Regions from separate parts of the Homo sapiens genome. Here regions 1 and 3 are each linked to region 2. A link is a loop called in an ENCODE intact Hi-C map of the cell type or tissue named here. Cell type or tissue: IMR-90. All regions are shown on one strand. Each heading gives the region's core, and the rest is flanking DNA. Links, peaks and the distances in the headings are about the cores only.

The links. Hi-C counts contacts between places; a loop is a spot of excess contacts. Peaks named below come from ENCODE experiments on the same cell type or tissue, not always from the same donor. Only the 100,000 strongest peaks of a DNase experiment are listed, where the experiment ranks them.
Region 1: a loop joins it to region 2, with 4 times the contacts of the local background. A loop is called at or near these places in 12 of 110 quality-filtered maps.
Region 3: a loop joins it to region 2, with 5 times the contacts of the local background. A loop is called at or near these places in 3 of 110 quality-filtered maps.

What each region holds. Positions count from the first base shown.
Region 1 is chr14:55,841,971-55,845,826 of GRCh38, forward strand. No RefSeq gene overlaps it. Among named protein-coding and RNA genes, the nearest start is that of LINC00520, 47 kb to the left of the region's middle. In IMR-90, for the core only: a CTCF peak has its summit at 1,947 (motif pointing right); no DNase peak of the experiment used is centred there.
Region 2 is chr14:56,338,049-56,341,904 of GRCh38, forward strand. The region is part of intron 5 of LINC02284 (long intergenic non-protein coding RNA 2284); the gene reads left to right. Among named protein-coding and RNA genes, the nearest start is that of LINC02284, 29 kb to the left of the region's middle. In IMR-90, for the core only: a CTCF peak has its summit at 2,237 (motif pointing left); a DNase peak (open chromatin) is centred at 2,153; H3K27ac peaks cover 1,913 bases.
Region 3 is chr14:56,197,355-56,201,210 of GRCh38, forward strand. The region is part of intron 2 of PELI2 (pellino E3 ubiquitin protein ligase family member 2); the gene reads left to right. Among named protein-coding and RNA genes, the nearest start is that of PELI2, 81 kb to the left of the region's middle. RefSeq lists an enhancer at 1,838-2,027. In IMR-90, for the core only: no CTCF peak of the experiment used is centred there; a DNase peak (open chromatin) is centred at 1,967; H3K27ac peaks cover 1,668 bases.

The DNA.
Region 1 (3,856 bases), core at 668-3,167, 500 kb before region 2:
ATCCAAATATATTTATGAAAAGAAAAAAAAGAAGAAGGATTTCTGAAATATAACTTTGGAAAATTTTAGAGAAAAAAGTATATATACACACACACACACACACACACACACACACACACACACACACACATATTTTTAATTTTTATTTTTGAGACAGCATCTTGCTCTTATCACCCAGGCTGAAGTGCAGTGGCATGAACATACCTCACTGCAGCCTTGACCTTCTGGGTTCAAGCGATACTCCTGCCTCAGGCTCCCCAATAGCTGGGACCACAGGTATGCCACCACGCCTGGCTATTTTTTTTTTTGGAGAGATGGGGTCTCACTGTGTTGCTCAGGCTGGTTTCAAGTGCCTGGGCTCAAGTGATGCTCCTGCCTCGGCTCCCGAAAATGCTGGGTTTACAGGCATGAACCACCATGCCTGGTCTATTTTTTATTTTTATTTTTTAATACCTAAGTTGTACATGAATCAATCATAGTTATAAAAATTTTAGATGTAGCTAATTATTTGCATCCACTACCACATAGAGATCATTCTCTACTTCCTTCCCCCTCCTTTCTCATGACACCTCAAAAACTTCCCTAAGAATAAAATTCTTGAGCAAAAACGAAATTGTATATTACACATGCATTGAAGAAATTTGGGCCTGGTTTGAACTTATCACAATCTGAATATTTCTTTAGAAACCAATGTTTTCCACTTTAAAGAACCCCTGGCTCAAATGCTGGCATAGAATTTTATAAGACCCTGAAGCTTTTAAAAGAACAATAACGTTATGAAAAATCCAATGACATGGTTAGACCGTAGAAATTATTAAAGTTTAGTGGAGAAAGCGATTCAATTCTTGGATGAAAAAATAATAATAGCATCCTAGCTATGAGGACTGGAGCAAACCTTTGGTGTCATTTGGTCTTGAACCCTCATTTTATAGATGAGGAAACTCAGGTCTTTCCAAGATGAAGGTTTTCTTGAAATTGACACTCCTGCTGTACATGTATTGTCCCTGATATTTAAAGTGGTGCCTTTTGCCAGTCAAATAGAATATTCTTTTACCTTTTGATTGACTCAGCTTGGTCATCCCATTGTCCTCAATATGCTCTGCTAGTTTATTCAACAAATACACCCTGAGCACCTATCATAGCCAGCCCTGCGGGGACCAAGGTGGCAAGCCCAGGTCTTTGGAAGAAAGGAGCCCACCAAATACACTAGTGATTATATTATATTAAGCCCTATAATAAAGGCAGAAATACATTCTTGTTTGTATGCCTTTGTGGGTTTTTTCTGCCTCTAACTCTCTTCCTACTCCTTTATATCCCTTGTATTATCTTTTATGACCTAACTATGCCTTCAGACTACTGTAGCCCACAATGATTTCTCCCCTATGACCTTTTTATGCTCATAGTTAAGGTGACAATATTTGAGATGTTTATTGTTATCTCAGTCACAATAGGTTAGGTTACACTGGGGAAACAACCTCAAATTTCTGTGGTTTTACATAACAAGATGTATTTCTCATTTATACTACATCTGCCATGTAGGTCAACAGGCGGCTTCTGTTTATTGCAGTCATTCAGCAGGGTCCCGGCTGACAGAGGCTCTGTCTTGACATGTGCTTCCATGATCACTGCCACGAGGAAAGGAGGTTGGGGTTCGGTTTAACTAAGTGGTTAAATATTTTCCCTGAAAAATGACACCCATCACTTCTTATTTTCTTGTCCAAAACAAGTCCCATGACCACACCTTACTTCCGGGTGGGTGAAGTACAATTTTTTCTTATATGTGGATGGAAGAGAATCTGAATATTTATGAACATATGAATGATTACCACAATTGTATAGATCTTATTAGTCTGCTAGTATTTCAGGTATGTTTATCTAATTTTATCAAATGATAAAAATCTTAAAGGTAGGGGACCGTGTCCTCCTTTTTTTATTTTGTAAAACCATGTCCAGCAGAGGGCACAAAACCAGATCCTTAATACATTTTTATTTGACATTTTGATTTGAGATTTTGTAAAATCTTGTTTAAGTCTAGTTTATGTTTTCTTCAGGATCTGGACTTAACTTGTAAATTGAGGAGCTTCAGAGACATCTAAAGCTCTATGCTGTTTAGTATTCCTTGCTGGCAGAGCCAAGGGAGGAGTTTTCCAGGCAGGAAGCGTGAACTCACTGAGGCCTTTTCTAATTCTCAGACCTGTCTAAATGTCCTCAGTGATCCTCAGTCGTTTAACGCCACTCCCAAACTGTCATTTGTTCAGTTTATAACAAACCGGGCTGGTTGACAACTCAGTGATCAAGTGTCAAGAGTAGACAGACAGATGACCTTTAGAATCCTTCTGAGATTCTTTAAAGTTTCTTTCAAGGAAGATGGCGACAAAATAAATCCTGTCCCTTTAAATTTGCCGACATCCTCCTGAGACCCAGGGCCTGTAAATAGCTGGGTACTCATCTTTATGAAGCTTCCATATCTTAAGCTCTTGAGTTCCATCCATCCAGGCCTGTTCACAAGTACTCAGTTCCTGAGCTCTTACTTCACCTCTTGTCTGTGATGCCTCCCAAAACTGTGAGTGCTTAAGACAGACTCAAAATTAAAATTCAGTGTTCTTTCAAACCGATTATTTACATTTCTGTTCAACATTTATTTTAAGAAGAGGCTGCTTGAGGAAGAATTGTGATGCTTGATTACTGATGGTAGCACAAAAGCTCTCCTCTGCTGCCCTAAAAAAATCAGCTCTGACTCTGTATCAGTTACCAACATAATACTATGTAACAAACCAATCCAACATTGTGGTTTAAAACAATAGCCATGTAAGGGCTGGGCACTGTGGCTCACACCTGTAATCCCAGCACTTTGGGAGGCCGAGGCGGGCGGATCACGAGGTCAGGAGATCGAGACCATCCTGGCTAACATGGTGAAACCCCGTCTGTACTAAAAATACGAAAAATCAGCCGGGCATGGTGGCGGGCCCCTGTAGTCCCAGCTACTCGGGAGGCTGAGGCAGGAGAAGCGTGTGACCCAGGAGGTGGAGCTTGCAGTGAGCTGAGATCGTGCCACCACACACCAGCCTGGGCGACAGAGCAAGACTCTGTCTCAAAACAGCAACAACAAAACCAAAACAATAGCCATGTATGATTTCCCATGGGTCTATGGGTTCACCAGCCAGCTGTGCTCATCTGGCCAGTCTTGGCCTCTCCCAGCTGGGCTCATTCATGCATCTGTTCAGCTCGTGGGTTAGATGAAGGTGAGACAGGATATTTCCCTTGACCCCTTTGCAGGACTTGTGAAGGGGTGGTTTGTTTACTCAGCCTGCAGCTCTGAACCCCTCATGGTGGGGGGCGGAACACACAGGTGAGTAGGTACAGGAGCTGGGGTGAATGAACACTGGAACTGGCTGGTCGCTCCTCTCTGGCAGAAGCAGGCTTTATGTGGGTCCTATGGCAGCATCCAAGTGTGTTACAATGCTCTTTTAGCTCTGCTGTCTGGAAGAGGGTGTCTGTGACCCCTGCAGCTTCAGAGGGCATGTGTTACAATCAGTGCTGTTTTAGCATTTGCTATCCACAAATGGCTAAGTGTCACCCAACTGAGTGGAGGGTCAGGGTGCCAGCCTTTTACACCCTGCCCTCTTGGTACCTGAGTTCTTGTCCAGCGTCCAGGAAGAATCAGGTCACATGAATGAATTGAAGGGTGGTGTATGCAGAAGATTTTATTGAGCAGTGGAAGTGGCTCTCAGTGGGAAGGGGAGCTGGAAGGGGGATGGAGTGGGAAGATAATCTTCCCCTGGAGTTCTGCCATCCTTGGCTGAACTCTTCTCCAAAATCCTGCTGTCAGGCCATTCCTCTGAAGTCAAGCTGCTTT
Region 2 (3,856 bases), core at 796-3,295:
CCACCTCCTAACTCCTGGGTGATTCTAAGGACTACTCTTGAACTCTAGATCCTGCCTGGAGAAGCAGGGTGCCCTGCCCTATCTGCATTGGACACTTGGGGCCACAGCTGCTGCCCTGTGAGGTATGAATTAGTCTCTGGGTTACTCCCTGGGGCCCCATTTATTCCATAACTGCTTGAATTCTCTGAAGTCAAGCTTTGAGCTTAAGGTTGAAGAATTCTTCCCTAAGTATAATCTCCAAAGCTTCCTCTCCATGAGCTGCAGGACATCCTGTATTAATTGGGAACATTAATTAAGCTCCTTTACTTATCCTGGAAGGTCTCTATTGTTTCAATAAGTTGTTCAATTTGCCAGCCACATTAGCTCATAATTTCAGGATATGGACTCAGTTTCTTCTTAATCTGTTGCTCTAGTGGTTCCCGAACTTAGATGGGGACAAGAATTACTGCAGAGCTTATTAAACAAAGGGTGCCAAGCTCACCCAAGGCTTACACAGCCAAAATCTCTGGTGTCTGTGCTAGAGATTTTGGGATTCTGTGTTTGACAAGCCCTACTGGGGTTCAGATACCAAACATTTAGAATTGTTGCATAATCCAGTTATTCTCAAATGTCAGGATGTATCAGGATCACCAAGGGGACTTGTTTAACAACATCACTGGGCCCTACCTCTCAGGTGTCTGGTTCGGCAGATTTGGTTGGCGTCTGAGAGTTGACATTTCTATCAAGTTCCCAAGTGACATCGTTATTTGTGGACCAGGGCCTACACGTAGAGAACCACTGACTAAGCTAGTATCTGGGCCCAGGCTGCACTTACAGCCATGTGTCACCATCAAACCAAACATATGGTGGCTTTAAAGCAGCTTCTTATCAAAACAAACACTTCCACTGAGCCCCACTAAATTCCTGCTTTTAGGCTGGGAGGGCCTTTTGTTCTCAGATCACTGGCAGAGTAGCAGAGGTGGATGAAACATGCTATCTCTCCAGGTTCTTTGTGGTCTCTCCCCATAACTCACCTGGAGAGTGGCCCTGACACTGCAAAATGACCTTGGCCATAGCAATAGTAGACCCAAGTGGAGTGCTGTCCCTCACTCTTCACTAGTTATATCACGTTGTTCAGTTCTGGCGTAGCACATCGGGCAGTTCTTGCTCCTGCCTTTTGATCACGCACAAACACTTCCCCAAGACTGAACCCCTCCTCAAATTTCATTTCTCCCCACCTCAATAGAACTCGTAAAGCACTATTTGGTAATGTCGGTTTTCCAGGCTGTTTCTGGAAAGATGGAGAAGAGAATATATCAAACGCTGCACTACACAACACTTCATCAAAATCTCCACCTTAGTTGTCTCCTTCTCTCTTGTCCTCCCTGCCTCCCACCAGTTTTTCTCTTGATCTCTTTCCTCCTCTGATTATGTAGAATAATTTAGGTGTCCTCCCCCCTTCCAATTTGCATCCACCCACCTGAATCAATTTAACACCCCCATCTTCCTTCAGCAACTAGGGGATCTTCTTTGGGATCCTTCCTCCTTAGACATTAGGAGAGGATTGTAAAAATATATCCTTTCCCATCCCCACTCCACCTTGACACCAACTCCAACAGTGGGAGCAAAGAGGTTCTCTTTAGGGGAGAATATTTGCCTTTATGGAGCATGTGATCCACCCCTCTGTGATCCCCTTCTTTCTCCAAGCAAAATGAGACAGGCACAGCTGGGAGATAGAAATCTCCCTTCTATGTGGGGCTTATGAGGTTGACATGCATCCCCATCTTTCCTGTAGGAGAATGCACTTGCCCATGCAATATGGATACTTGGAGCCTTTGGGTCAGGGCAGGGGAGTGAGAGAGAGAGAGGTGGGGAGGTGGAGGGTTCACTTAGAGTGGAGTCTTCAAATGCTTTGAGAGGCTTAGAGCCACCCAAAGCTATGTCTCCCTCATCACCCTCGGGTTCACACTACCCCCGTACATAGACCCTCTCCTCAGCCACCCTCACTGGGGTTCTTGGCATGGCAGCCTGCCCCCCATGTTGAGTTATCCCAACAGCCACAAAGTGTTTAGAGCTTCTTCTGAGTCTCCTGCAGCAGCACAGAGTTTCATGACACAGCATGGAATGACTCAGCAAAGTCAAATGAGGGCAGAGAAGACAATCAGAGGGAATTACAACACTTTGAGTAGAATGATGAGAAAAGGCCCTTATTAAAGAGCACGCACGAAGTTCAGACTGCCAAACACTGTAGTGCCATCTGCCGGCTGAGGGCCCTCTTGCATAGGCCCCCATTCTTGAAGCTATTCTCCACGCCCCGAGCCATGGCCAGGATCTCTGAGACCACTGGAGATACTTTCGCTGTCTGTGTGACCTAGATTTCAAAAGAGGTCGTTCTATGAGTCTGTCATGCTCTAATGGAACCTCTCTCTGTCCTTGAGGAACTTGGATGATCTAAAACTCAGAGGGATCTAAAACTGTTGAAAGGCATTGAAGGTGTTGAAATGAAAGAAAGAAAATATACTAAACCTAGCAGCTAAAATATGTCCTTTGGATGTTTTGTATGTGCCTAAAATTCTTCAAGATACCATAAAATGGTCACCAACTACACTATTAATGTCATTGTGTAAATGATCATTGTCCTTCTCATGCCCCTAATTGTTAAAGACCACCAGCTGCAATCCAGCTCCTTGGTGGACAGGCATAACCGCGGACTTTGGATTACATCCCCTCTATTTCTTCTGCCCTATATTTATAGACATAAGTGATCCTTAAATTTGCTAATGAAGATGGATCCTAGTTTCAGTGAGATCAACGTTGCTGGCTGATTATTTATCAATACATTTTAACCAGGAATTGCTTCCAGAATCATAAAGGCAGCAGAAATCCAGGCATGTATTTGGAATTTGTCTTTAAATTCTAATACCTTTGTCTAAAGACTTTACTGCTACATCCATTTCTCTACTAGATGAGCAAAATACTTTTCCCTGGACACTAAGGTTAACTTCTGCTTTTTCATCTCCTAGAAGTGTTAGCCATTTGGACCTTTGTTTAACAGCTTCTTTGAAGCGTTATGCTCTGACAGCTTGCCTGATGGATGGAGCTGTCAGCATATCCCCAGTCCAGAGATGAGGAGGACATTACCTCACCTACCCACTCTATAAATCAGATGAATAAAAATTAGTACCAAGCTAGGCCCAGGGATCCTTTCTCATTTTAGTACTCTTTGTAGATTATAATCTTCAGAATGTGCTTCAGGAAAAAAAAAAAAAAGAAAAAGACTTTAATGTTGCTTTGCTCTAAAGAATTAGCATTGATTTACTCTACAAAATAACTGCTCATGGCTAAGATATTTGAAAAAATTAGTACTATGTGCACAAACCTGTCCTCTGTGACCTGCAATCATAACTTTAGGGGTTGGAGGTCTGATCTGAAGTGCAGAGAGGGAGATATTAGCAGAAATGTCAATACCCAAGGGGGACTGGGCAGAGTGGGCAGGGCAGAGATGAGATGCCAAAGTGAGGCAACCAGAGGCACTCAGGAGAGGTATCAAGGAGAAAAGAAAGCCTTTCCTCACCCATCAGAGACAATTACTTCTGTGGTTTCCAGGACGTTTCTTTACAGATCTACCTACATCTTTACATGTCGGTTTTCCCTGGTAGCCCCTGAACCCCTTGACGTTAGGAACTGAGACTCATTCATCTTTGTGTCCCCAGGTTCCCAGCCCTAGGTCCCATGGCCGGCATTCAGTGTAAGATCTATGAGTGAATGAATGGGATCAGGTACTTTAGCAAAATAACTAGGGTAACTCTGGATGAGAAGAGAACGACATAGTCTGGCAGAGGTATGTAGAAAAAAAATACCCAGAGTATGAATATGT
Region 3 (3,856 bases), core at 668-3,167, 140 kb before region 2:
GACTCTGAGGCAGGCTTGAGGGCTGGTTAGTGGGGAGTTGGAGCTTGGGATGAGATGAGGGTACAGTCAAGTCTTGTTCATGGGCCTTGGCTTTAATCTGGTTGCAATAGGAAGCTGTTGGGTGTTTGGGGAGACATTTATGCATGAAGCGGGTGTTCTGGCTTTGATATGGAAGGAAAGGATGGAAGCACAGAGACCAGTTAGAGCCTGTTGCATTGGCTTAGACCAGAAATGAAGTGGCTTAGACTAGTGTAATGGTTAATTGTATGTGTTAACTTGGCTGGGCCATTGTGCCTAGATTTGTGGTCAGGTGTTATTCTCAATGTTTCTGTGAAGGTGTTTTTGGATGAGATTAACATTTAAATCTCTAGACTTTGAGTAAAGCACATCAGGTAAAAGCTTGCATAGAACGAAAAGATTAACCCAATCCAAGCAAGAGGGAATTATCAGCAGATGGCCTTCAGACTTGAACTGCAGTCTTGGTTCTTTCTGGGGTCTCCGGCCTGCCTGTGCACACACACACACATGCAGACACACACACCAGGAATGGTGACTGGTGAAGACACACACACACACACACACACACACACACACCAGGGATCATGACTGGTGAAGACACACACACACACACACACACACACACACACACACACACACACCCACCTCTTTGGTCCACTTCTCTAGAGAACCCTGACTAATACAACTAGGATGGTGGGAGTAGAAGTACAGAGAAGCGAATATATCTTTGAGGAAGAAGCAACGGGACTCTCTCAGAGGAATAATTAATTGATTGTAATGTATGGATGATGATGCCATTCAAGGCAAAAAAGAGGAGCCGGTTTAAGGAGAAACTCAAAGAGTTTGGTTTGGGTCTTGTGTAGTCTGAGATGCCAGTGAGATATGAGGGGAAGAGTTGAGGGCACAAATTGGATACATGAATCTGGAATTCAACCATGTAGAGAGGGGCAGAAGATTTAGGACTGAGCATTGGTGAATTCATCCTTTAGACAAAGGCTGAAAAGGAGTGACCAGGAAATAGGGAGGAGAACCCAGAGAGCGTGGCATCATGGAGCATGAGAGGAGTGTGCCTAAGGCAGACTGGAGTAGCTGACAACATCACATGCACTGAGTGAGTCCAGTGAGATGCGACTTAAAGGAAGGGACTTAGATTTGACCACTTGCAGGTTGGTGGCTATGGTGGCTAAGGCAAATCTGATGGAGCAGCGGGGACAGTGTCCAGCATGGAGTGGCTGAGCCATAAGCAGGAGATGAGCAAGTGCAGAGCCCACATGTGACAGCTCTTTGGAACAGATGTGCAGTGATGGGGAGTAGCAAAACTAGGGAGGGCTTGGGGGTCATGACTTTTTAATGATGGATGATAGGAGAGCATGCTTATATGCTGATGGAGATGACCCAGTATGGTGGGATATTGATGACAAGTAGAGAGAGGGTATAAATGGTTCTTGTTTTCTATCTATTCATTGGTCAATTTTGGTACTTTTATATTTTGTTAGAAAATCTTCCATCTACTCTGGATTTTTGACAAAGTGAATAATGTTCACTTTATTTTAATCATTAGTGTCTGTAATTATATCACCTTGTCTGTTCCTAATTTTGTATATTTTTTGTTCTTCTTTTCTTGCTTAAATAGCTTTTGTTTTACTCATATTTTCAAAGAGCCAGCTTATGACTTCACTTACTTTTTCTACTGTTATTTTCTTAAGTTTTATTAATTTTACCTTGTATCTTTCCCCCTTCCTCCTACAAGAATTCTGTAAACAAAAACAATTTTATTACTATCATGTGTGAGCCAAAAGTTTCTCTCTTGCTGCCCAAGGTCTTCCCCCATGAGAGTCATCATGTGATGCTTCTGGGTTGTCCTTAGTGATTGTCCTGAGTGTCTCCACATGCCCATATTTGGAAACTGAATGTAGCGGTTCTGCCTGGGCTCTAATCTCCATTTACTTCTGTTCTGTTTTTGTTTATACAAGAGACGGTCTGGCCTGGTCATTTCTCGTCTTGGTATGTTACTGCTGAGTCACAGTTCAGTTAACCAAGAACCATGAGAATGAAAGTTCTCAACTAATCACAGACGGTAGATTCCCCAATGCAATGAAAAACTCTTCTTTATATCAGGAATATTAAAATGGAAGATTACATTTAAAATAATAATTAAATCTACCCAGTGCTTCATGGTTCTTCTTGTTGATTTCTCAGGGTGTGGTTAGCAATGAACTGAGGTTTATAACTAGCAAGTATTAGTGAAAACCCCCTGATAATTCAGTTTAATGGCTACTTTGACACATTCATCCTGATTTAAACACAGACCCTACAGGTTATATAAACGGATAAGATACAAGTTGTTTTGGTAAATTAAAATCTGTAAATATGTATGATAAACCAGCCAGCTATTTCTTAAGTATTTACATGTAGTTTTCACTCAGCTTACCAGGGCCCAGGGATTTAATTAAGCTGTACTGCAAGTTCTGTTTATGGTTGTGCCATATACACAGGTGGTGCTCAATAAATCTTTGTTGACTTGATGTTGATTGAGTGTATCTGGGGTTTACCTTCACTGTAGAAATTACCTTACATGGATGGCAACGCTAGGTGTATTCACCTGGTAGACAGTGGGTCTGTATGAAGCTTAGGTTTTGCTGGCAGTCAGCAGTTTAAGTGATTAACGAAGAGTTCTTACAATACAGGGAGCAACGATTTAAAGACAGAATTCAAGGCCTCAATATAACTGTTTACATTCTTTTTAATCTGTGTCATAATTCATTTTCAAATATTTGTAGTTGTTATTGTAACAGAAGGTATTTCTTCTTTCTTTTACTGCTACTACACCACCTTGCCCTAACAATAATGAGAGTTCAAATACAGAGTGCTTATTCTGTGTCATACAGGTAATATCTATGGCCACCAGATTCTGTGCTAATAAGCACTTTGCATATTTTTTTTTACTTTCCCTCACAACAGTTTCACAAGGTAGGGCTTTTATCATTTCCATTTTCAGATGAGGCATGTGAGGCACAGAGTGTTAAGTAACCTCCCCAGGGTCACACAGCCGGTGAGAAGTGGAGTGAAGACACGCCTGGGTCTGTCTAATGCCGGAGCTTCCTTTCATAACTACCACACTCTACTGCCTTCGTTACCCTATAGGGTACCATCTAGAACTGGAAATGACGACCAAGAAGGAAGGAAATCTCACTAAAGGGCTGGTAAAATAATCAATATAACCACCATTCAGCCAAAAATACACACGCAGTTGTTGAAATATTGGCTTTTTGATTTCTGAAATGCTGATGACTGTAAGTGAACAGCCTGTACTTCAGGCAAAGGTGATTCTTTTTTAAGTAACTGAATTCCTGAATCAGGTCTCTCCTTCTTAAAGTTCCTGTTAGACTGTTTTTAATATCACAGCAGGCCTTAGCAGAAGAACTGTTGGCATTTTCATTAGTTGTCTTACATTTGCATTTCAAACAAACATTCTGATTGTTTGCCTCATAGATTTTGCCTGGTCTAATGGCCATTAGTGATCATTATTAAATGGAACTGTCTAAAGATTTCACAAGTTTGTTTGGATTTCATAGGCCTTCTTTTTAAATAAGAAAGTCACACAGTCATCTCTAATATTAAAATACATTTAATCTAGGTATAAAACACCAATTAAAAAAACATTAAACTTGGTCTTTAAATGTGAACCCAAGGAAGAGCACTGGCCTGTGCATTTGGAGGCCTGGAACATGCGCCCTGCAATGTGGCTCCAGATAAATGTTCACTGTCTCTGAGCTTTAGGGAGAAACCTGTAAAATGGAACTGTAGATAAGTACCGTTTCCATGCAGTTCTTCAAAT